2 separate regions of the Homo sapiens genome follow, and region 1 is linked to region 2. A link is a loop called in an ENCODE intact Hi-C map of the cell type or tissue named here. Cell type or tissue: K562. All regions are shown on one strand. Links, peaks and the distances in the headings refer to the core of each region. The heading gives the core; the rest is flanking DNA. Region 1 holds the start of PLXNA2 (plexin A2). Region 2 holds the start of CD34 (CD34 molecule).

Region 1 (11,044 bases), core at 1,750-9,749, 330 kb before region 2:
TCTATTCCCCCGGGGGCCAAGCCAGCTGGGCTCGCAAGGCCCGACTCGAATTCCCGGGCCCTGGCAGCATTTTCCTTGCCCCCTTGGCTACTTAAGGTGGCCGATGGGTCCGGGCTGAGCTGGGCGCAGGACAGGCAGCCGAGCGGCCTCCGGATGCCAAACCTGCTTCTCCTTTGTTGACAGCTTGCGGAGGAGGAAGTCCGCGCGGGCGGGGGAGGGGGCAGGGTGCTGGCGGTGGCGGGCGGTGCCAGCAGCGGGCGCGGCCCCAGCCCGGGCGGACGCGGCCGGCGGGGAGGGGGTTAACGCGCGCGGCCTCTATGATAATGAGCTGCATGGTGAAATAGGGAGGCCGGCGCTCAGGGCTCCTCCGCCGCCGCCGCCGCCGCCGCCGCCGCCGCCACCGCGGGAGCCAGAGCTGCCGGGAGGAGCGGCATCCGCGCCAGACTGGAGCGGGAGGGCGGCGGAGGGCAGTTGCTGGGAATTTTTCAGCCGAGAGGGCGAGCGATCCGGAGAGAGACCCCGAGAGCTTGGGAGCGGTAGGGCGTGCGAGCGCCGCAGCCAGCGGAGCAAACCTCGAAATAGATCTGGAAAGCCAGGCTCCCGGAGGAAATGGGACTGTGAACGAACCGGAGAGCAAGAAGGGAAGGAAGCGCCGGGATTGCTGATGTCAGAGGAGCCCGGAAAGTCGCGCTGGAAAAATCTGAAGACAGCCGGGGCTCTGCTTCTTCCTCAGGAGAGACACCGCCGGCCGCCCCCACACGCCCCCTCGGCGCCTCCGGGTGCCCCCTGAGAGCCGGCGACAGCGCCCAGCCGGGCTGCTGCGGGGCGACGGAGGACTGAGGGGCGCGCGGAGCGGAGACCGAGGAGCGACTTCAGGAATACAGATAAGTGTCTGGTGGCTTGACGTGGATTTTAATGAATTTGGACTCCATGTGGATTTGGTCGTCTCCCTGATTCCGAGCTGCGGGCAGGGAGAGGGGCCTCGCGCCGCCCTCAGCAGCCGGCGGCGGCCGAGGTAGACCGAGCGGGGACGGAAGGACAGACCGACGTCGCCGAGCTGGGTAAGCGGCGGCTGGGCCGGGCGCTCGGAGTCGGCAGCGCCCTCCGCCCTCTCCCCACAGGCGCGCACACCCGTGGCGGCTTCTCCCGCGCCCGCCTCTTTGGGGTCCCGGCCCCAGAAGACCCGGCTTGGCCGCGGCGGGCGAGTCCCCGCGTGGGCTCGGCCACTTTCGCGGGCTGGAGCGCGGCGTGCGCGCGATCGCAGGCTCACTGGAGCCGCTGCCTCCCGCCGAGGGCTTCCCGGCCGGCAGCCCGCCGGCTTCCCGAATGCGGGCTGAGGGCGGCAGCAGCGCTCCGCGGCGCGCCTCCACCGCGCACCTGCCGGCGCTCTGCGGCTTTGGGGAGCTCGGGGCGGCAAGGCTGTCCTGAGAGCTGGAGCCCAAAGAGGGCCTCGGTGGCACCAGCGAGACAGCCCAAAGCCACACTGGCCAGCGATCGATTTGGGGGCGTTCACTCCAGTGCCGGGGTCCCTGGTGGCCGCCGGCTCTCCCTTCCGATCGGGGACTGGAGATCAGGGGAATGGGAAAACATCATTTGCGCGGGTTCCATAAGGCTCAGGGAGAGATTCCTAGGCACTGAATGGGTCTAAGTGTTTCATCTCCCGGGGCTCCCTTTGCGGTGTATCGCCCAGCAGGGGTCCAGCCCCTTAGTTTGAGCACCACAGGAGTGCTGGGGGTTGAAATGGGAGTTTGCTTAGGGTCCCAGAGGCTCCTTATGAACCATTTGAGAATGTTTCCTTCCATGTGCTCTTTCTTGCCCCACCCCACAAGTGAGGTAGGGATCCTAGAAAATTCTAGCCCTTTTTATCCATCCCACAGGTAGTCTCTATAATGCCAATCATGGTCTAGATGCCCAGAGAGTCACCAGAAACTACCATTTTAGATCCCCGAAAAAAGTCCACCTGTTTGGAATGACCCTTGCCCTAGTGGGAGCTACCTACTCAAACTCAGCTCTGCTCAGGAGGGATAGAAATAATGGTGGGGAGGAAGTTGGATAAAAGATTTGGGGCTCTAGGTCAGTAAGGGTCTAGAAATGAGAGCCCCATGAAGTGGGCAATGGAAATCTGAACAGGTCCCCTGTAGGAATCTTAGAGTGACAGTGGCACACCAGTAGAAAGTGCACAAGGGACATGAAGGCAGCATCAGTTTGAGGGGACTGGGACTGCCAGTCATAGCTTGAGGCAGTCACTTGGGGGCCCATCAGTTTGGAAGAACCCACAGAAATTTGGGGGCACATTCATTTCCTTCCATTCACGCGCACAGTGGACAAGGCTTATGAGCGGCAGGCCAAGATGAGTATCTTGGCTGGCCTGGGCTGGAGGCTTTGAGAGCAGGAGTCAGGTTTAGCTCTCCCCTCTCCCCACACAATAGCAGTCTCCCTCCTTTGCTGGGCTTCTTTCCCAGATCTTGAAACTTCACTCTTCCCTCTGGGTTGGCTTTGGATTCTGGGGCCTTCTACTGATTGACAGAGCCCCAGGAAGAGATAACCTTGGCTGGAGGAATTCAGCTATTCCTAACTGAAATGCACAACTTTTATGCAATAACCCCAGAAAGCTCCCAGAGTTGCTTGCAGCCCTCTCCCCTCTGACCTCCAGGCAAGAAAAGAGAAGAATTCATTAACTTCCCTCTCTCTTCACGGAGCACCATTTGAACTAATTACCTGGGATCTCTCCTTGGTGGTGGCCTGGAGGCTGAAGGGGCAGTGAAGAGAAAGGGTAGGGAACCAAGGAAACAGTGGAATCTGTCATAGCGAGGTTGTTTTTCATTCCCCTTCTTCCACCTGGCATCACCACCAACCCCTCCTCATTCCAGAACTTGCCCCTGCTGCCACCAACCAGCATTACCTAAAGGAGCTATTTCCCTCCACTCCGCAGCCGATCGTCTTCAGGGACCTGCTGATAAAGGGAGGGCAATGCAGATTACCCTCTCTGCTCCCTCACTGTCCTCAGCAAATTGCATTAGGATGGGGGCAAACTGGCTTGCAAAGCAGTTAAATGGAAATGACATTTGGAGCGATGTGCAGGGAAGATGCTGAGGAGCAGCAGTGGTAAAGTACCAGGAGATCTCTATCCAGGGACCATGAGTCTGCCAAGGAAATCCCAGCTGGTCCTTCTTTTTGGCAGGGCATAAGGACAGGGGTCCCTCAAAGCCTGGAGCAGGACAGGGGGGCTGGCTAGCTTTTCAGCCCAAGTCTAAATGAAGAGTATGGCAGTGTCTTATGTCCATCGCCCAAAACCATGTCATTACAAGGTTGGTGGCCCCCCTTTCAGAGCTAGTCTGAATACCTATCCCTGTCTTCAGAGCACCAGGGAACATTCACCCTGCAACTCTCTTGACCATCAAAAGCTGCAGATGCGGTGAATGTAAAAGTTCCTTCACCATCTGTTTTACTGAAGTCTGCACTTAAAATGAGGTTAAAAAGAAAGCCCTCAAAGAACAGCTACCTGTTTCCTAGGTCCCTTTCCCATTTACCAATACTTCTGCTTACTCAGCTAATCTTTATTTCATGGGCAGGTTACAAGAAAACATAGGAACAGGAGGGGAAACCAGTGACATGGTTAAATATACAAGGCAGCAGCTGACAGCAGCCTAAACTCACCACTTTAGGTGCTATGAAATATTTATGGTGCTGGAGTTGTCACTGTTTGGGGGTTTTATAGTTTCTATCCTACCTCATTTTCTATGATTGCCTCCCTAAGATATAGGGTTTGGTGTGGGGGAGGCAATTCCTGTCTCCAGCAGCACCTCCCCACCACCACCAGCTGTCTCCCTGCATTGCCACACAGCTGTCTCCACACACACGAACTGAGGCACAATATACTTCTGTCCATCATGGCAAATGGAGAGGCAAGGAGCGCCTAGCCAAGCCCCCACCCCCCACCCCCATTCTGATCATAAAGAGACTGGAGCATTGTGTTACAGTCTGTTAACTAGAAATAATTCAGGACTGACTGTCCATAGGGAAACTGGTAGAAACAGGCTTTGAGGTGCTGGGAGTTTTACAGCTCGTGTGCGTTCCCCCCTCAGCCCCAATCACCACCGCCCCACCCAGGGGCAGTCTGTTATCAATTCATTATATGTGAATATTCTATTTCTACCCTTCACATATGCTCAGTTCAAACAATGATGAATGGAACCAGTTCCCTGAACAGTTTTTTCACTTCGTTACAAAGATTTCATGCCTGATTAGAGTAAATGAGGGGTGGGTGTGCATCCACTTCTTTTTCGGTCATTTCTAAAGGTGAGCCCTATGGAGACAGAGAGAAAGGCAGTTCTTCCCAGGGTCAAACAGCTGGTCTCAAGGCACGAGGGAGGGATGGCTGGTAAGAAGAGGATATCCCCGTCCTCCTGGGCTTAGCCCTCAGGCTCTCCTGGGCCTCATTCCCTGGCATTTGGGCATATGGAACCTCTTTATCTAGCTCCACACTGCTCCATCTGGAATTGGAGGGCATAAATAGAGGCGAGAAAGTTCTTTGTTGGGGAGCAGGGTCCTTGCGGGGTAAGAGTGTAAGGGGAGAGGAGGAAGGAAGGGCACAGAGCTGAAAGAAATGGCTGAGGCCTGAGCAGTGCAAAAGTTCTCTGCTTCTACAGTTGGTTAACCATTAACCGCCTTCCCTGCTCTGGTTCTGTCTCTCTCTTGGGTGAAAGAATATCTCTGGGAAACTCAGAGGACCAGCAGGTGTTCCCCCATACCCCCCTTCACCCCAGCTTAACATTTGCTGTGTCTCCACTGTCCTGCCACAGCCCCAGGCTCAGCCACTGACCCCCACTCACCTCTTCCTCACCTTCTTCCCCTACCCCAGCATACTCTTCCCACGCACTGCCAGTTGTCCCTTTACCCAGGCATTGCCAGTTGTTTGCAGGGCAGGGCGTGTGTCAGAGACTGGGAAGCAGGCACAGAGGTGGGGAGAATCTATTGAAGGGAGCAGCCGGCTTCACACAGGATTCGGAGCAGGAGCTCTGAGCTCAGGTTATAGACAGCTCTATAACCACTAGGATTTTCCTAGTGCTTCTCACTGTGGATCTGGCTTGTGGGTGGCTGTTTTGGCCGTTTGAAGTGAGTCCATGTGGTCCAAGGCCTGACCAAGGCATTCCTAACAAGTCAGACCTGGAATCCTGAACATCAAAGAAAACCAGCAGGTGGATGGAAGATGTAGATCAAGATGCAGGAGCAAAGGCACACATGGAAAGACAGAAGTCAAGATGTGGGCACAGGCACAGATAAATGGAGAGAGGGAGGAAGACAGCAAGGGAAGATAAAGACAGAGAGATTAACAGTGTGAATGGGGGTGGACAGAGCTCAGAGTGAACACAAAGAGAAAAGTGGGAAAGAGAGCCTTGCAGGCAGAAGGGGGTTTTCTGAATCTTCACTGGCCAGGGAGGCTCTGGGCTGAACTGAGAAGCCGAAGTAGCAGGTTATCTCCACTAGAGGGGACTCTTGAAAGCCAGGCTTGGCCCAAAACAGTGGCTTTTGTGCTTTTTTTTTTTTTTAGAAGAAAAAAAATATTAATAGATGAGATATATTCGAAACTCCCAGCCGTCACTTCCCAGAGACTACAACTGGTAGGGTCCTATTGCCAGTGGGACCTTTGGGCCTCTGTCTGTTTGCAGAGGATGAGAAGGCGCCTGCAGCATTAAGCTGGGATGCATGGGTTGTGAGCAACTCCGGAGAGGCCTGCCCCAACAGGTCACGTCTAGGGCTGGGTGGCAGGGAGGGAGTGCATTCTCAACTTAACAGGGAGTCCAATCTGCTGGCTGGCCCGCCAAAAGGCCCTTGCCGTTCTTATCAGCAACAGAAGTTTCTGACCCAACCCCGAGGGGCCTTCACATGCTTCCCATCTCCCAACTCCCTAAATACAGATTTTTGAGACTCTCAGGTAGTAGCAAAACTGCTCCTGAGGAGACTTTTTTTTAAAAGAGCTTTCAGGAACTGAATGCATGTCAACATTGTATCGCTGATTTAATCTTTTTCTTCATATTCTCTGTGGGAATCTTTCTCTGAATTATAATTCCCCCTTTCATTTCAGCAGAGGACAATATTGAGAGACAGCAGAGTCCAGAGGCTTTTCTTATCTAAGGAGATAATAACTGCCTAACAGGGGCATGGAAAAATATTGAAGTATTGGGATGGGCAGGAGACCAGAGAGCTTAGCCCCGTCTCTTCCAATCTGATAGCATCCCTTGATAGTTCATCTTGGTTTGCTTTAGCTCAGATGTACCTGGACGTCAGGGCAGGGGGAAGGGAGGATAGAGAAAAGAAAGAAGAAAAACAAGATAAATGTATCGTGTTATGAAAGTTTAATTCTGCTTTTCTTTGGCTAAAATTACTTTGAGGGTGAAAGATAAAAGGTAGTAGAGTTGCCCTTGGAAAGTTCAACTTGTCTTTCAGAGGGAAGAGGAGGAGGGATCCCAGGGCTCCGAGTGAAGAGCTGGTGAATGAGCCTGTCTCCTCTGATCCCCGCAAAACACACATATTCTCTCCGACGCTTTGAGAGGACGGAAGCTTCTGACAGAGGAACCCTAGCACCTCCCAGCCCTCTTGGAGGAGTTGTTCTCCCAGGCTTTCTCTTGTTCTGTCTAAACAGCCTCCCTCTCAACCATAGTATAGAGGGATAGAAGAAGGAGAGATTCTTACCCTTTGCACTGAACCAAATAGGATGACACTGAAAGCGGGAATTGGAATTCATTTAAGTTTAAATAAATAGGGATCGATCACCTGTGTGGTGCCAAGAATGTGGTAGCTCCCTCCTAATACAAGGATGAAAAAGTAATAGATCTTACCTTCAGGGCATTTACAGTACACTCAGGGAGTGGAGGAAGAAATTGCATAGCCAAGTACCCCCAAATACCTTTAGTAAAAGGCAGAATGGCATTAACAGTGTGTACTAGGGGGTCAGAGGAAGTGAGAGCAGACAGCTCCTCAAAGCCTTTGCTTTAAGTCATGGGAGGTGAAGATTTCCAGGAGAGACTCAGAGGTGCTGGAGAACTTCACAGTTTCCTGTGAAGAAGGATGACTATTTAATGCTCTCGCAGTCTCCAGCCTCTCACAGCTACCCGTACCTACCCAGTTTTCCCCTCGTTCTTCTCTGAGGATTTTAAACTGGACAGCGCTGGAGTTGTTTTCTATTAGTCAATATCCTACGGCAAGGACTCCAGGGTGCACACTCCCAAGGATTTTCGTGTTGTATTCTATGTAAATTGCATCCCTTTCTGGTACTTCTGGAGCTGGCGTGTAGAGGCCAGTGTGGTGCCTCAGGAAATATTATTACTCATCCACATTCACATTTAAGTGTCCAGAATCCTGCTATTATGCATCTACTCTTATCTGAATGAAGTTATTAAATGGAAGGACCTGAGAGGGAAGATTTGGATTTTATCCCTACACCTTGGCTGTCCACTCCTCGGGCTGCCTCTGCCATGTGCTTGCTACCTGGAGAAGGAGCCAATCTCTTTAAAGCTTTCTGTCCATAAAGAGGGTAGAGGGATACTAATAGAGAAAGGTTAGGAGGATGAAGATTTCAACTCAAAGAGAAGGTAGCCATTCTGCTTTAAGCTTTCTGTCCATAAAGAGGGTAAGGGATGCTAATGGAGAAAGGTTAGAAGGACGAAGATTTCAACTCAAAGGCTGTCTCTAATCCTATAAAGGAAGGTCATGCTCTCCCTGCACCTCGTCTGAGGCTGGGGGAGCCACATCAGTGATGCTGTCAGGGAACTGACCCCTGCACTGGGAAGCACAGAGCTAGGGCCATACTTGGGCTTCAAGAGGCCTGTGAAACCTTGGAGATTCTATATCTTCAAGAATGATGTGGGTATGTGTAGTCTTGTATTTCCGAAGAGAAGGAGTTCTTGCCCCCTCCACAATGTAAAGAACCACTAGATTCCAGTCTCTAGAGCCTTTCCTAGCCGTCATTTCCGCTTCTGCTCTGGTGGTGGAACAGGGCTTTGGATGAGGAGCTGTAACCCCAGTGCTTCTGAGAGTGGTAGACAACTCACTGAGTGAACGAGAACACGCCAGGGACAGCTCAGAATGTCAGCGGAGCCTATGGATTGTGATTGCTCTGTGACTATGGGCAGGTCTTTTTACCTTTGAGCAGGGGTTAGAGGGAGCAGCCGGCCAGGCAGTGTGCTCCACCCTTTAAGGGAGAGAGGGTGGAAGGTTCAGGAGCAGAGGAAGGGGTGTGTAGAAAAGCCCTGCCTTGCCTTATAGAGGCAGCAGGACCAGCGGGCAGACAGAAGTGGCAAGAGGGGATGTTGCTGCTTTGAAGTGGTTTCCTGCTTCATAAAAGTGAAAGGCCTCGGCTAGGCTGGGTAAATATTACGTTGGCCTCTGACCTCCCACCTCCCCTGACTGCTCCCCGGTTTCCCATTTTTTTCTCCTGAGGAACAAAAATACCTGAAGGAGAAGAGCCAATTTTTTGAATTTCACTGAGAACAGCGTTCTTAGCGGGAGCCCAGCCCAAGCCAGACAGGAAGACCCAGGCTCCTTCCCCGTCCACAGGCAGGAGGCCCCTCGTGAGTCAGCAAAGCTCTCGTTCCAGGTCTCCACTCCACGTTTTAGGGCAGTGGTGTTTTCCAGGAGCAGGGCCGGCTGGGATTTCACAGTGCCCTGACAACACTGATGCCCCACCCTGACTCCAGCTGCTTAAAACTTTCTAACAAGTCCCTTCACTCTCTGTGACATTAAAACCCAGGCTACGAGGTTTTCTGTAAGGCAAACACCCCACCCCCTGAGGTTTATCTGTAAATGAACAAAATTTGAGTCTACCGCCCCACTCTGAGTGACCCACAGGGGGTCAAGTTCTTCAAGTTCTTCAGCTTTCTTGGCCCACAGACTTAGAGAGAAAGATCTGAACTGCATGGGGAGCTGGAAGCCCCTCCCAGCACAATCCTGCAGGAGGTTTAGGCCCCACTGAGATGGTTGAGAGCAGATGGTCAGGAAGAGCCTGGTGTCAAAGAATCAAACAGGAACTAAGTGCCTGCCTTCACACTTGTAGCCCTTCCCACTTCCTAAAGATTTCTCACCTGTTGACCGGTGCTCACCCTCCGTTTGTTCCCTGGTCCCAGGAGGGAGATAAGAGGTTAGTTACGCTCTGGCAGAATTGGCTCCTGCCCCTTACCCAGCACCTCGGTTTCTCCATCTGTATAATGGAATGAATACTCAAGCACCTTCACTTGTCTTTGTTTCTGGAGCCAGGCCCGGGAAGAGGGTGTTAGGAAAGTTGGAAAAACGACAAGTGCTGGAAACAAGGAAAACTATTCTAAATTTTGGGACAGGTATAAGAAGCGAAACTAGGGTTATTTTCCCCCTCTCTCTCCAAATTTGTTTGGAATTTTCTGAGAAAAGTAAGATTTTATTTAAAGAAAATCTCTATGCTAAAGAATAAAGGGCTGAAGACTTGGTGGAGATGGGACATAGAGAAGAAAGCCAATAGTGGCCCTGCAAGGAGACCACATTCAGGGCTTGTGGTCAGCATTTAGCCAGTGGGATTGGAATTTGAATTCTGCCTTTGCCGCCCTTGGGTTTTTGGTGCCTTCAGAGCTCTGAGAGTGTACATGAATGACACTGTCGTAGGATTGGTAGGTTGGCATTGCTGTGGGAGTCAACCCTTCATGGAATAAGAAAACGCAGAGCTCATGGGTATCTGGCTGCCTGGCTGCAACAGGGCTTGCATCTCTCCTGCACAGAGTAGCTTTTACCCAGGCCCACATAGTGGATGTGAAACCCAAGTCCAAATTGGGTAAGTGCATTGCCGTGAGTCACACAGCAAGCTGCCATTCACTGCCCTCCAATTGCTAGGAGGTTTGTTTGCCCCAGCGTCACCCGCCACACTCTCTTGATCTGCCCACTTAGCTACCTTTTCTTTCCAGTCTCTTGTCCCCTGCACTGTGCCCAGTGACCTCCCCCATCTCTCTCTTCCTTGGTTTTGAGCAGACAGGCATCTCACGAGAGCTCCTGGGGGCAGGGACATGGATGGAGCAGACACATCACAGAGTGTGTTAGCAGGAGTGGAGTCCAGGAGCCCAAGCTGGACGCTGGGGCTCAGGGATCAGATCCTTGGTAGCACTGATCATCGGTCAAAACCTAGCAGGATGTCTGGGGAGAAGCATTAGCTGTCTTCTAGTAGGCCAAGAAGCTCCCCAAGCAACACAAGGAGCTTTGTCCCTGTTGGAAATGCAGAGTGCGGGATGGGGCCTGTGAGAGGAGAGTCCTAAACATCCCATAGCACTGTCCAAGAGCCTGCTGCAGAAAATGGGGTCAGCAAGAGCCCTTGATTTTCCTTTCTAAATATTATTTTTTAAGAAAGAGTTTGAACTGCAGAATAAATAGGTGTTTGGTGTAGAATACTTGGGAAATGTTTTTGAGTGTTTAATAGTACCTTTTACCCGGGCCCACACAGTGGATGTGAAACCCAAGTCCAAACTGGGTAAGTGTATTGCCCTGAGTCACACAGCAAGCTGCCATTCACTGCCCTCCAATTGCTAGGATATTTGTTTGCCCCAGCCTCACTCACCACACTCTCTTGATCTGCCCACTTAGCTACCTTTTCTTTTCGGTCTCTTGTCCCCTGCACTGTGCCCAGTGACCTCCCCCATCTCTCTCTTCCTTGGTTTAGAGCAGACAGGCATCTCACGATGAAGCAGTATTCCCTGTGAGAACTGACCTCTCCTCTTCTCTTCCCATCTGCCGGCCCTTAGCACACACCACAGCCCTTCCATGGTGCTGCGCAGTGTGGTGTCAAAAGACCCCCCCTTTTAAATAGCTCCAACCAGCTTTCCTCCATCCACAGCAAGCCTTGATATTTGCACAGTCAATGGCTCTGGCAAGGCCAAGCTGCCCCTCCCTCCCCGAGAGGCACTGTGGGCACTGTTTGTGTTTCAGTCTCTATAGACTCAGCATTCACAGCTTGAAGAGGCTGAGACAATGACCCAAGCAGCTGCCTGCAAACTGTGCTGGCTGGGAGGCGCAGAGAGCTCCAGTCTCACAA
Region 2 (11,044 bases), core at 1,301-9,300:
CTGACAAAGACCTGTGGCCAAGCCTACCTACCCTTAAACATCTCTCAATAGAATGAGTATACCTTGGTTCTAAGCATCTTCCTCATATTGATCCCCTTACTCAATCTCAGTTCTGGTCCTCATAACTATACCACTGCAGAGCGAAACACATGACTGAGGCTGTGAGACTGTGCAGGACTTTTGCCCTGCTTGCATTCCCAAGTGTATCAACCTTGTGTAAATCTGTCCCCTTGGTTCTGGCTCTATGCTTTAAATAGATTCCATAACCCTTGTGATTTGATCATCATAATTTGGTCTGAGTCTTCCTGATCTGTGGCCTCTGGAATAGCCTGCCTATCATGGAGGCAAACATTGCATCATGGTGACTTACCACAGGACACTGGTTCCCAGACTCCCTTGTCAGCTGATTTCTTGTTAGGTTCTGCCAAGAGGAGGCACTGGAGGGAGACTAGAAGGTGGAAAGAGGAAAAAAGGGACTTGCAGGTTGTCACTGCATCAGTCCAGCATCTGAACACTTCTACCGCTAAGGATCCCTGCCAAACTGAAAAAAAAAAAAAAAAAAAAGTTTGCAATGTGGGAAAAAAGTCTTGGTTCCAAAATATAAAATTGGAAAATCAAAATTCACAAATTTTTCATTAAATGCCTACAAAAATGTCAACTCAACTTGTAAACTGCAATTCAACTCTTTCATAGTTTCATGTAAATATAATAAAGTTTGAATTATAAGAACAAAATGAATATATTTTAAAATTCAGAATTATAACAACCATTTTCCTTACTTTTTTAACATCAGACATATTTGACATAGGATGAGGTCCTCTTTTAGGTTGATTGACATGATGCGTGTGTATTTTGGGGAGGGGTGAGGTAAGGGATGTTTAATAGTAAAAGTGGTTGTGACCTCCAAGGGTCTGTAAAGGGCCTGAGACAGCCTCTGACTCAGTGTATTTCTGTTGTATCCTCCATTTTGTGCGGTGTAGCTAACATCTTCTAGCAACAGCTTATGAAGCAGGAGAGCAGAGAATTGAGGAGCAGCCCAGAAAGGCTAGAACTTTGAAGAGACTACATAGCTCAACTCTACCTGGCCTGTGAGGAAATGTAAGGCTGGGGTCCCTGGGTACCCTTGTGTCCAGTGGCCAGAACGTGTGTTTGGGGGTGGCTTGGGCAAGGGTGTGTGTGCTTGGGGTGATGAGTCTCAGTGACCCTGGAAAATATGAAGAGTGGCCAATCACTGTCTAGCTTTGTAGTTCTGGGGCTATCCATAACCTTTGCAAGCCAGAGAAGAAACAGCTCTGGTCTCTCAGAGGAAGGGATTTGCCAGCCTCCCATATCCCCTACTTCTATTTTTCCTCCCTGAAGCCTGACATCCACTTCGCCCTTGCTCCTTGTACCCAGCAAGTGTTCTTTCTATACCAGGGCTTCTTGAACCTCAGTGTGCATGAGTCATGGAGAATACTTACTCAAAGTACAGATTCTGGCCCTCACCCTTGATTCTGTGTAGACCATGCTTTGAGAAAACTCTGCTCCACAGAATCATTCTCTCTCTCTTTGCTCCCAAAGCTAGTTAAGAAGTTCAGGTACTAAAGAAAGACAAGTTATTTCCCCTGTTTCCCGTGGTCCAGCTATGGGAGACAAATGGTATTTAAAGTAACCAGAAAAAAAAAATCTGGAAATGGAAGTTAAAGTGGACCAAATTAGCTTTCATATCTAGCAGGGATTACAACCCCACATTTGTTCTCAACTGCACACTGGATGCCTGAAGCAGACCGAGCGGTCCCTGGAGCTGAGGAAGTTGAGGGGAGTGGGGGGCCTGGCAGTGTTGGAACTAACTCCTTTTCCCTGTTAATTGGGAGTCCCAAGGACCAATGACTGATTTTAAAATGCATGTTTGCCACTCCTTCTGTCCCCAGGCCCTTGCCATCACTATGTGATCAGTTCTGAATCATCATTTGTACTTTGAAACAGATTCATACCATTCCGTTGTATTCAATCAAATTAGCATATCAGGCCTTTGCTCTTATTGTGTGATGAAAGACTTTGTTCCCTGTTTAAAGGAATGCTAGGCAACAAGACCAGAATAAGGAGATTTTGGGTTTGTTTTTAGACCTGGATCCTTCTCCTGTGCAACCCCAACGCATAGTAGGTTTGAGATGGACTATAAAGGTAAAGCTACTTTTATAATGCTAGAGTGTCTGCGGAGAAATCAGAAAGGACCACAGAGTGCTGGTCTGGCTTCTCTTTTTTCCCTTTAGGCTATGTGGTACAGACATCATGGAAGAGCCTGAACTGAGTATTTATAATTTCATGATTCTGCTCTGGATATCAGAGCAGCCTCTCCCAGGTTATACCTTATCTGATCCTCCCCTGGTGCCATCATCTGCCCAGGCTGGCTTCTCCTTTCTCCCGTCTCTACGTCCCCAAGACTAGGCTGCCTACCCGGCTCAGAGTTTCTTCTATTCAGTACAACCAACACCCAGAGGAACTGGTGAGGAACAGGAAGCTCAAGGATCTATCAAGTGGTGGAGGATGGAGTCACAGAAAGTCCTTTTTCTGATGGGAGAGCAAGGTGAAATCCCTAGTGGCTTAGACCCAGGGCTGGAGAGGGGATAACTGGTGAGAAGGCATCCAGGGAAGTCCTTTTTCTTTAGGATGATGGTGATGGGGAACTAAATGGGGAAATATGGAAGGTCACAGGAAAAGTTAACACAAGTTAGCAAAAAGTTAACATAACACAAAAAGGTCTTGCAGGAAAAAAAAAAGAAAAGAAAAGAAAGAAAAAGTCTCCAAGAATGGTTTGGACAGCCAAAATGAATACTTATAGTCACGTATACCTGCTCACTCCTGACGCTTCACTCACACACAGCACAGGATCTGGTGAGGCTATCACTAAATGTGCCACATTGTGGTTAAGTTTTACCTGATTAACGAAATGCTCACACTTCTAAACTGAGGTCCTTACAGTAGATTCCTTTTGCAAGATTGTTACTGGCTTACAACTTAAAAATAAAGGAAAATCACAAGGAAAGAAAAGTGGGGAAAAAATCGGAGGAAACTTGCCCCTGCCCTGGCCACCGGCAAGGCTGCCACAAAGGGGTTAAAAGTTAAGTGGAAGTGGAGCTTGAAGAAGTGGGATGGGGCCTCTCCAGAAAGCTGAACGAGGCATCTGGAGCCCGAACAAACCTCCACCTTTTTTGGCCTCGACGGCGGCAACCCAGCCTCCCTCCTAACGCCCTCCGCCTTTGGGACCAACCAGGGGAGCTCAAGTTAGTAGCAGCCAAGGAGAGGCGCTGCCTTGCCAAGACTAAAAAGGGAGGGGAGAAGAGAGGAAAAAAGCAAGAATCCCCCACCCCTCTCCCGGGCGGAGGGGGCGGGAAGAGCGCGTCCTGGCCAAGCCGAGTAGTGTCTTCCACTCGGTGCGTCTCTCTAGGAGCCGCGCGGGAAGGATGCTGGTCCGCAGGGGCGCGCGCGCAGGGCCCAGGATGCCGCGGGGCTGGACCGCGCTTTGCTTGCTGAGTTTGCTGCGTGAGTACCGCCCGCGCGCCGCGGCCGCTTGGCTTCGCCGCGGGGAGGGTGGAGGCTTTCTGGGAGGCTGAACAGCAGAGCAGAGTCTCACGGAGGGAAGGGACCCCTGCCCAACCCACGCACTGCCGCCCACAGCTGCTTCCCCCCGGGGCCAGCGCCTCACCTGGGAGCTGACGGGGGTGGGAGGGGAAGGGAAGGCCATCACCCCCGCGAGTGTGCGTTAGCCGAGGTGTGAATCGGTCAGCACGACTGGTTCCAATGGACTGAGATAAAGCGCTTTGGAGATGCCAGGGTCTCTTCTGGTTGCCAGAGGCGCGGAGTGCGAAGTTGCAGCCAGAACCGGGAGACTGGGGAGGAGAGAAGCAGGAAAAGTTTTGTGGCTCTTGGTTGATTCAGAAAGTATAGACACGGAGCGGATTGCTGGGAAGGGGCCGGTGTGCCCACCTTGCACAGGGACTGGGAGAGCCAGAAGTGGACATTAAGGAATTCGAGGGAAGCGAATCAGGGATGAGGCTCCAGGTCCCAGGCCAGGGGTGTTCGGAATGAACAGTCCGTGAAAAGGAAAAACAAAACCAAACAACCAACCAAACAAAAACCTTGCATTTAAGATTGGGAAGCTGAGTTTGAATTCCCACTTCAGCAACCCCACCGCGGAGGAGGTAGAAGTAGACAGAATTTGCTCTGCGCCCAGCCTCGCTCGCCTTACCAAAAACCGTCACCCCTGCACAAATTTCAAAACTTGTCACCTTTTGGAGTTTTCTTCCTCTGCCCCTGCTCCAAGTTCTAAAGCTAGTGGATGGGTTAGAACACTGCCCCCACTCACCTACACATATCCTTACTCTTAAGGTCTTGCTCTCACTTCGGTTAAAAAAAAAATAGGCACCCGGTAAATATTTATACTCGATTACTTTCCTTGGGGAATGACATTCTCCACCTCATCTCTTTGCACTTGGAAGGTTTGAAACTTTTGAAACTTTGTACATTGCTCTCCCTTTTGCTTACAGCACTCTAGGGCTCCCAATTCTGTACTCTCACTACATCCTAAGGGCCACCCACTGTGGCCCTGCAGAGTGACCTGGACTAGACCTCTTTGTTCCCAGTCTCCTCTGTTGTCCATCTTTGGGTCCGCCCAGCTGGGGACAGCTGCCCCTGGGCTGGAGGAAGCTCTGAGAGAAGTTTTGGGTTGCCCTGTTTGGCAGTCCTGGATGTGTGCTTTGGGGCAAGGAAAAGCTATCAATGAGGTTTCAAAATTCTAGAGTGGGTGCTAGACTAGGCCCTCATAACAGGAGTGAGTCGGCCGGGCGCAGTGGCTCACGCTTGCAATCCCAGCACTTTGGGAGGCCGAGGCAGGCAGATCATGAGGTCAAGAGATCGAGACCATCCTGGCCAACATGGTGAAACCCCATCTCTACTAAAATTACAAAAATTAGCTGGGCATGGTGGCACACCCCTATAGTCCCAGCTACTCGGGAGGCTGAGGCAGGAGAATCCCTTGAACCCAGGAGGCGGAGGTTGCAGCGAGCCAAGATCCTGGCACTGCACTCCAGCCTGGGAGACAGAGCGAGACTCCTTCTCAAAACAAACAAACAAACAAAAAACAAAAAACAAAAAAACAGGGGTGAGTTGGCCAGTGGTGCAGATTCCAATCAGATGCTCCATTCTCCTTTGGCTACACAGCTTGTGATGACCTGGTCCTCAGCCGAATGAGGTCCACCCTTTTCTTATTTCCTCAGCTGGTAAGTGCCAGTCTCGCCTTGGCCTGCCGAGGTTGGGGTTGGGGGAGCAACACAACCTTGGCAAAACTTTGGACTGATATGCTGAGAATATCCCAGCTTTTGGTGGGGAGGGATGAGGCACAAGGCCCCATTCCCAGCCTTGCCAGACTACTTGAGCCAATTGTAGTTTTATGCCCTTCCCAAGAGCTTTCTAGGGTTTTTGCTTGGATTTGTTTTGTTTTGTTAATACTAGGAGTCATTTTCAGTCCTGGGATACATTGTGGGATAAATGAGATAACTGAGTGTACCTTGAAATGCTACCATAGGGCCATTGCAGAAATGCTATTATTATTGTAAAATTTAGGGTAGAGGGGATTTCTGTGGTTTGTTTTCTCATCATTTACCCCAACAAAGAGCTTGTTTTGGGAAGTTCTTTTTTTCTGTCCCTTTGAGAAGGTGGCATGTGCATAGGCACTGCAACTAACCAGAAGTGGGCTGTCTTTGTTGGAAGTGGGGGAGATCACAGAGCAGAGTCAGGGTAAGGGGCTCAAGGGCCACCAGGCAGCACTGCCAGAGTGCTGGCTGGAGCAGGAAGCCTTTCAGGTAATTAGGGAACCCCTTTGTCAGGCTCAGGGTATCTATTTCCTCCAAGCTTTCCAAGGCCTGTCCCTATCCTCACTCTAACAACACCCCCAGGCCCTCCCCGTCACATTCCTCTTCTTCCTTTGGGTCCTTCGTGCCTGCTGACCCCACACCCATATCCTGTCCAGGGCTACATGTAAGAGGGGAAAAATAAAAGGGAAAAGAATTTTATCAGCTATTTTCCAGAGGGGAGAGGACTCCACCCTTTGAATCTCTGCCATATGGCGACAGAGGAGGAGCAGGCTTGGGGACCTCTGACTAATTCAGTGGTCCCCAGTGCTCCGCACTTGTAGACCCAACCCAGTTGGCACCACCTTTGCAGATGCATGTCTTCAGCAGCATTTCTGTTCGGCTGATAAAACACACAGGGGCCTGGGGCCTCTTTTTCTTATCCCTTTGGCTCCACCTCCTGGGCCTCCTCATTCCCTTGTCCTCATCTCCTTCCTTCGCAATCTTTGTCTCAAAAAGCTTAGGGCAAGAAGTGCCAAACTGCAGCAGATAAACTCAGCTGCAGAGTCCTACGAAAACAAATGAAAATGAGGAACAAATTCCACTTCTTACCGTTGGTCTCATTGCCTGATTTCCTTTAGACCCTGAGCTGGAGGGCCTGGGTTTACTTTCAGGGCTGGATGGTTACCCAACTCCACTCTCAGGTACTTGGGCCTCCCTCTCTCATTGACTTTGGTTGATCTAACTAAATGGCTTGCAGTGTGGAGAATTAAAAATAAGAAGGTATGGAAAAAGAACACAACACCACCCTCCAGAAGAAAATTCTCACAGTCGCCAGGGCTGTGAGAATTCCATATTTTTGTGGGCTTGGACTTCTCTAATGAGAACATTCTCTTCCCTCCTTAGCTAATAAATGAAAACATATTATCTATGACTTTTAGTCCCAGAGCTGGACGTTGTGCTAAGGAGAAAGATGCGTGCATGTTGGAAAGATGGAGAGACAAACAAATAGGGATGCATATAAAGGTGTACTTCTTAGTACCTGTGCTCTTGGAGTCCGTCGGAATGAGTTACTTCCCTTCAGATGCAACGGAAAAGGCCTTTGGGCTTAATTGGGAAGTAGGCTTCTTCTTTATTTGGAAAAATGAAATCAAACTGATACTTCTTAGAGAGGAGTGGCATCCCTAGGCAGCTGATTTAAGAAAATGTCTTAAGAGGTCTTTGAGTGACAAAGCCTAGAACCCCAGACAATCCTGGATGAGCAAAGGTAGGCAGGAGGCTGAATTGCTGAGCATGATAAAATGAAGTGAAGCCTTGTGTTTAGGTGGGCACAAGAGACACAAGGCTGATAGGACTCCAGAGCCCAGGAAGAGCATATAAAGGGTGGAGAGGTGCCTGGAGTCATAGCAGGACAGTGGTGGGTGGAGGATGGAAAAGACCTGGGAGGAAATTTTTTTTTAATACATGGCTTCATTAGCACAGTAATGTCTAATATTTCAGGGTTATGCCATTGTCTCCCCTGGGCTGCCCTGTAATCTCGTTCCATGCCCTCAACCTTTCAGTAAATACTGGCTACACACACTAGCCTTGTGTTAGTGGCTCTCTGGGGAGGGTAAAGTAACTTACTTTACCTTGGCTAACTTACGGTGAAGTGGTATACTAGTGCGGACAGGGAGCCATTGAGCCATGGAGCCACAACCCAGGAGTCTGTGGTGCTGGTAAAATGGAGGAAGAGGTGACAGGGAGAAATGTAGGTGCCCAGAGAATCTTCAAAATAATTAGGGTTCCACAGTAAGTGGATGGGGTCCAAGACATGCTATTTTATTTATTTATTTATTTATTTATTTATTTGAGAAGAAGTTTCTCTCTTGTTGCTCAGGCTGGAGTACAATGGTGTGATCTCGGATCACCGCAACCTCTGCCTCCCAGGTTCAAGCAGTTCTCCTTCCTCAGCCTCCTAAGTAGCTGGGATTACAGGCATGCGCCACCATGCCCAGCTAATTTTGTATTTTTAGTAGAGACGGGTTTTCTCTATATTGGTCAGGCTGGTCTCGAACTCCTGACTTCAGATGATCCACCCACATCGGCCTCCCAAAATGTTGGGATTACAGGCGTGAGCCATGGTGTCTGGCCAAGACATGCTATTTGAATATAAAACAGAAATCTCGGTACACTGGGAACCCTCAGGCCACAGACCCTTGGTTTATATATACTCACACCTTAGCTTAGCCTTTGAAGCTTAAGAAGGCATCTGCTCAGTCCCTTGTTCTAGTCTAGGATGACTGAAATTCATGGTAGGCCTCAGAGTTGGACAGCCCCCTAACACGGATGCCTCCTGAGTGTTTGCAGGAAGCATGGATGGATCACTTGTCTCCCAAAGTGGCTCATTTCATTCTTATAAATAGCTACATCATTTTACACTTTTTCCTTGGATTGCAGTGAAATTGGCCTTCCCATAACTTCTAATCATTAGTTCTAATTCTATTCTTTGGGCTGGTACAGATTTAATCTGGTCCTTCATGACAATACCTGAAGATGTTTCTAGTGGGCCCCACTAGATTACAAACTCCTTGAGGGATTGATTTAAATGACAATGACACTAACACCTAATGGAGGAAAGAGATCCAGCTCTCATTTTGTACTCTCCACAGCACTGAGCGAGATCCTTTGCACATCACTGGCACTGCAGAAAAATGAGAATGAATACACAGAATGAATGTATCCCTTATCCAAAATGCTTAGGACCAGAAGTGTTTCAAATTTCAGATTTTTTCAGATTTTGGAATATCTGTGTAAACATAATGAGATGTCTCAGCAATAGGACCCAAGTCTAAGCATGAATTTGTGTTTCCTGTATACCTTATATACATAGCCTGAAGATAATTTTAGACAATATTTTTAATAAACTTGTGGATGAAACAAAGTGTTGACTGTGTTTTGACTGTGACCTGTCACATGAGGTCAGGTGTGGAATCTTCCACTTGCGGCATCATGTTGGCACTCAAAAAGTTTCGTATTTTGGAGTATTTTAGAATTTCTGATTTTCAGATTAGGGGTGCTCAACCAGTGTAAATAACATGCATCTTAAAGAAAGTTATTTATTTTTCCTCCCCAAATTCTTCTTTTCCATATCAGGGGTCAGCAAACTTTTTCTATAAAGGGCCAGAGAGTAAATATTGTAGGCTTTAGGGGCCATATATGGTTTCTGATGGATGGTCTACTTTGTCTTATCTTACGACACTTTTAGAAATGTAAAAGCCGGCCACGCACGGTGGCTCATGCCTGCAATCCCAGCACTTCGGGAGGCCGAGGCAGGCAGATCACCTGAGGTCAGGAGTTTGAGACCAGCTTGGCCAATATGGCTAAACCCCGTCTCTACTAAAAATACAAAAATTAGCCGGGCATGGTGGCACATGCCTGTAGTCTCAGCTACTTGGGAGGCTGAGGCAGGAGAATGTCTTGAACCTGGGAGGCAGTGGTTGCAGCCAGCCAAGATCGTGCCACTGCACTCCAGCCTGGGCAACAGAGTGAGACTGTCTCAAGAAAAAAAGAAAGAAAGGAATGTAAAAGCCATTCTTTACTGACTGACCATACAAACACAACCCCTGAGTCAGGTTAGGTTCACTGGCCATAGTTTGCCAACCCCCCATCTAGATGAAATAACACTAGACCCTCAACAATATGACTTGGTTTCTAGAACTCTCCTAATCCTGGTTATCTTCACATGAACACTCCCCAATTTAATTAATTCCCCCTTAAAATATAACATGAGAACAAGACTGCCATGACTAGAGGTAGCTGGCAGGAACACACCTGCCACAGTTGTCCTCCAATCCTATTGCTTTTCCTAAACTCCAAGGATTGTGCTAAGCACCAGGAGTAAAACACATAAGAATAAGAATGGCTCCAGCACTTTAGAAGTTTATATTCTTACTGAGGTGACAGTTAGACCTATCCTGAGGAAGCAGCATATATGATTTTGTGGCAGATGAGTCACAGAAATAAGTATCTCATGCCCACTGAGAAGCAGAAGGAAGGGGCCTAAAACAAAAGATATCCACTATTTCTTGAACTTTTACCAGACAGGATAACTGCTTCTACTTCTTAGCTCCTTTGTTCCTCAAAACAGCTAAGACATAGGGACTACTTTTATCTCTGTTTTACAGGTGAGGTTTACAGAGTTGAAGTAACTTCCCAAACCACAGCTAAAACATGGTAAAGAAGCCTTTGAATGTGGCCTGTCTGGCTGCAGAGCCTGAGCTCTTTGTCTCTGGGCTATACCGCCTTCCTGGTGATACAGTCTGTGGCTCCCAACGGCCTACTTCCTGGCAGAGGCTGGCATGTCCCTTCATCCTAGTTCTGTAACTCTATGGACTAAGATTCCCAGGAACTCCTTCGAGATACTCCTCTTGATCCAGGTGCTAGAATATGAAAGCATGGGCAAAATAAGACTGGCAGGCTAGGAGATCAGGAAACAGCACCAGGAAAAAACTAAGGAGGGCTGTGAAAAGCAAGACCAAGTATAGGAAAACTCAGTCTCTTAAAATATGGGGATTTAGTTATTTTGGTAGCAGAGCTTTCTGGATCGCTGAGGATTTGCAAACTCACTTTAAAGAACAAAAGAGTCTTCAATTTACTAGTGGCAGGTAGAAATATTTTCAAAATGTATTGCACATGTCTTTGCTTTCTTAGAATACCCCCCCGAAAAGGACTTTATGACTCAGATGTATCATGAACATGTCGTGGCTATGTTGCAACTCAGTGACATCATTAATGCTTATTAAGGTATAGATATCTAACCTATTCACTCCTACCATAAATGATTCAAGAAAACTGGTGTGAGTTTTCATACTTATGTCTGCTTTTCATTTATTTCTGTTTCTTAGTTTTCAGCTGTTGCTTCTCCTTATTATTTGCTTCTAATAGGCTCTTCCTACGTTTCAACTTTAGCTAGGATATCAGATAACCAGGGTTATTAGAATTATGTGTAAAACAAGAATAATTGACTCTGAAGAAGTACCTGAAAGTTCAGTGCATGACTTTTACTACATGAATTTTGTGACATCTCTTAGAATCCTCATTTTACTAATTTCTTGAGACCTTGTCTCCTCCCTTGCTCCCAGTTCATAAGTTGAGATCAACTAGAGTAACTAAGGGTCAAATGGAGTCCCTAGGGAAACACAGTTAATAAGGATGGACTGAGAAGTAAACAACAG

The links. A loop is a pair of places that touch in the nucleus more often than their neighbours do. Peaks named below come from ENCODE experiments on the same cell type or tissue, not always from the same donor. Only the 100,000 strongest peaks of a DNase experiment are listed, where the experiment ranks them.
Region 1: a loop joins it to region 2, with 2.2 times the contacts of the local background. A loop is called at or near these places in 4 of 110 quality-filtered maps.

Annotation. Positions count from the first base shown.
Region 1 is chr1:208,233,660-208,244,703 of GRCh38, reverse strand. It overlaps PLXNA2 (plexin A2), which reads left to right and starts at 320. Exons shown (of 32, transcript NM_025179.4): 1 at 320-1,061. RefSeq lists a silencer at 203-262 and enhancers at 781-1,280, 1,281-1,782. In K562, for the core only: a CTCF peak has its summit at 5,487 (motif pointing right); DNase peaks (open chromatin) are centred at 5,463, 5,763, 8,563, 8,863 and 1 weaker place; H3K27me3 peaks cover 743 bases.
Region 2 is chr1:207,903,480-207,914,523 of GRCh38, reverse strand. CD34 (CD34 molecule) reads left to right here and starts at 3,399. Exons shown (of 8, transcript NM_001025109.2): 1 at 3,399-3,522. The coding sequence starts at 3,444. LOC107985253 (a long non-coding RNA gene) reads right to left here and starts at 4,156. Exons shown (of 4, transcript XR_001738424.2): 1 at 3,967-4,156; 2 at 3,686-3,869; 3 at 371-541. In K562, for the core only: a CTCF peak has its summit at 6,282 (motif pointing left); a DNase peak (open chromatin) is centred at 6,273; H3K27me3 peaks cover 857 bases.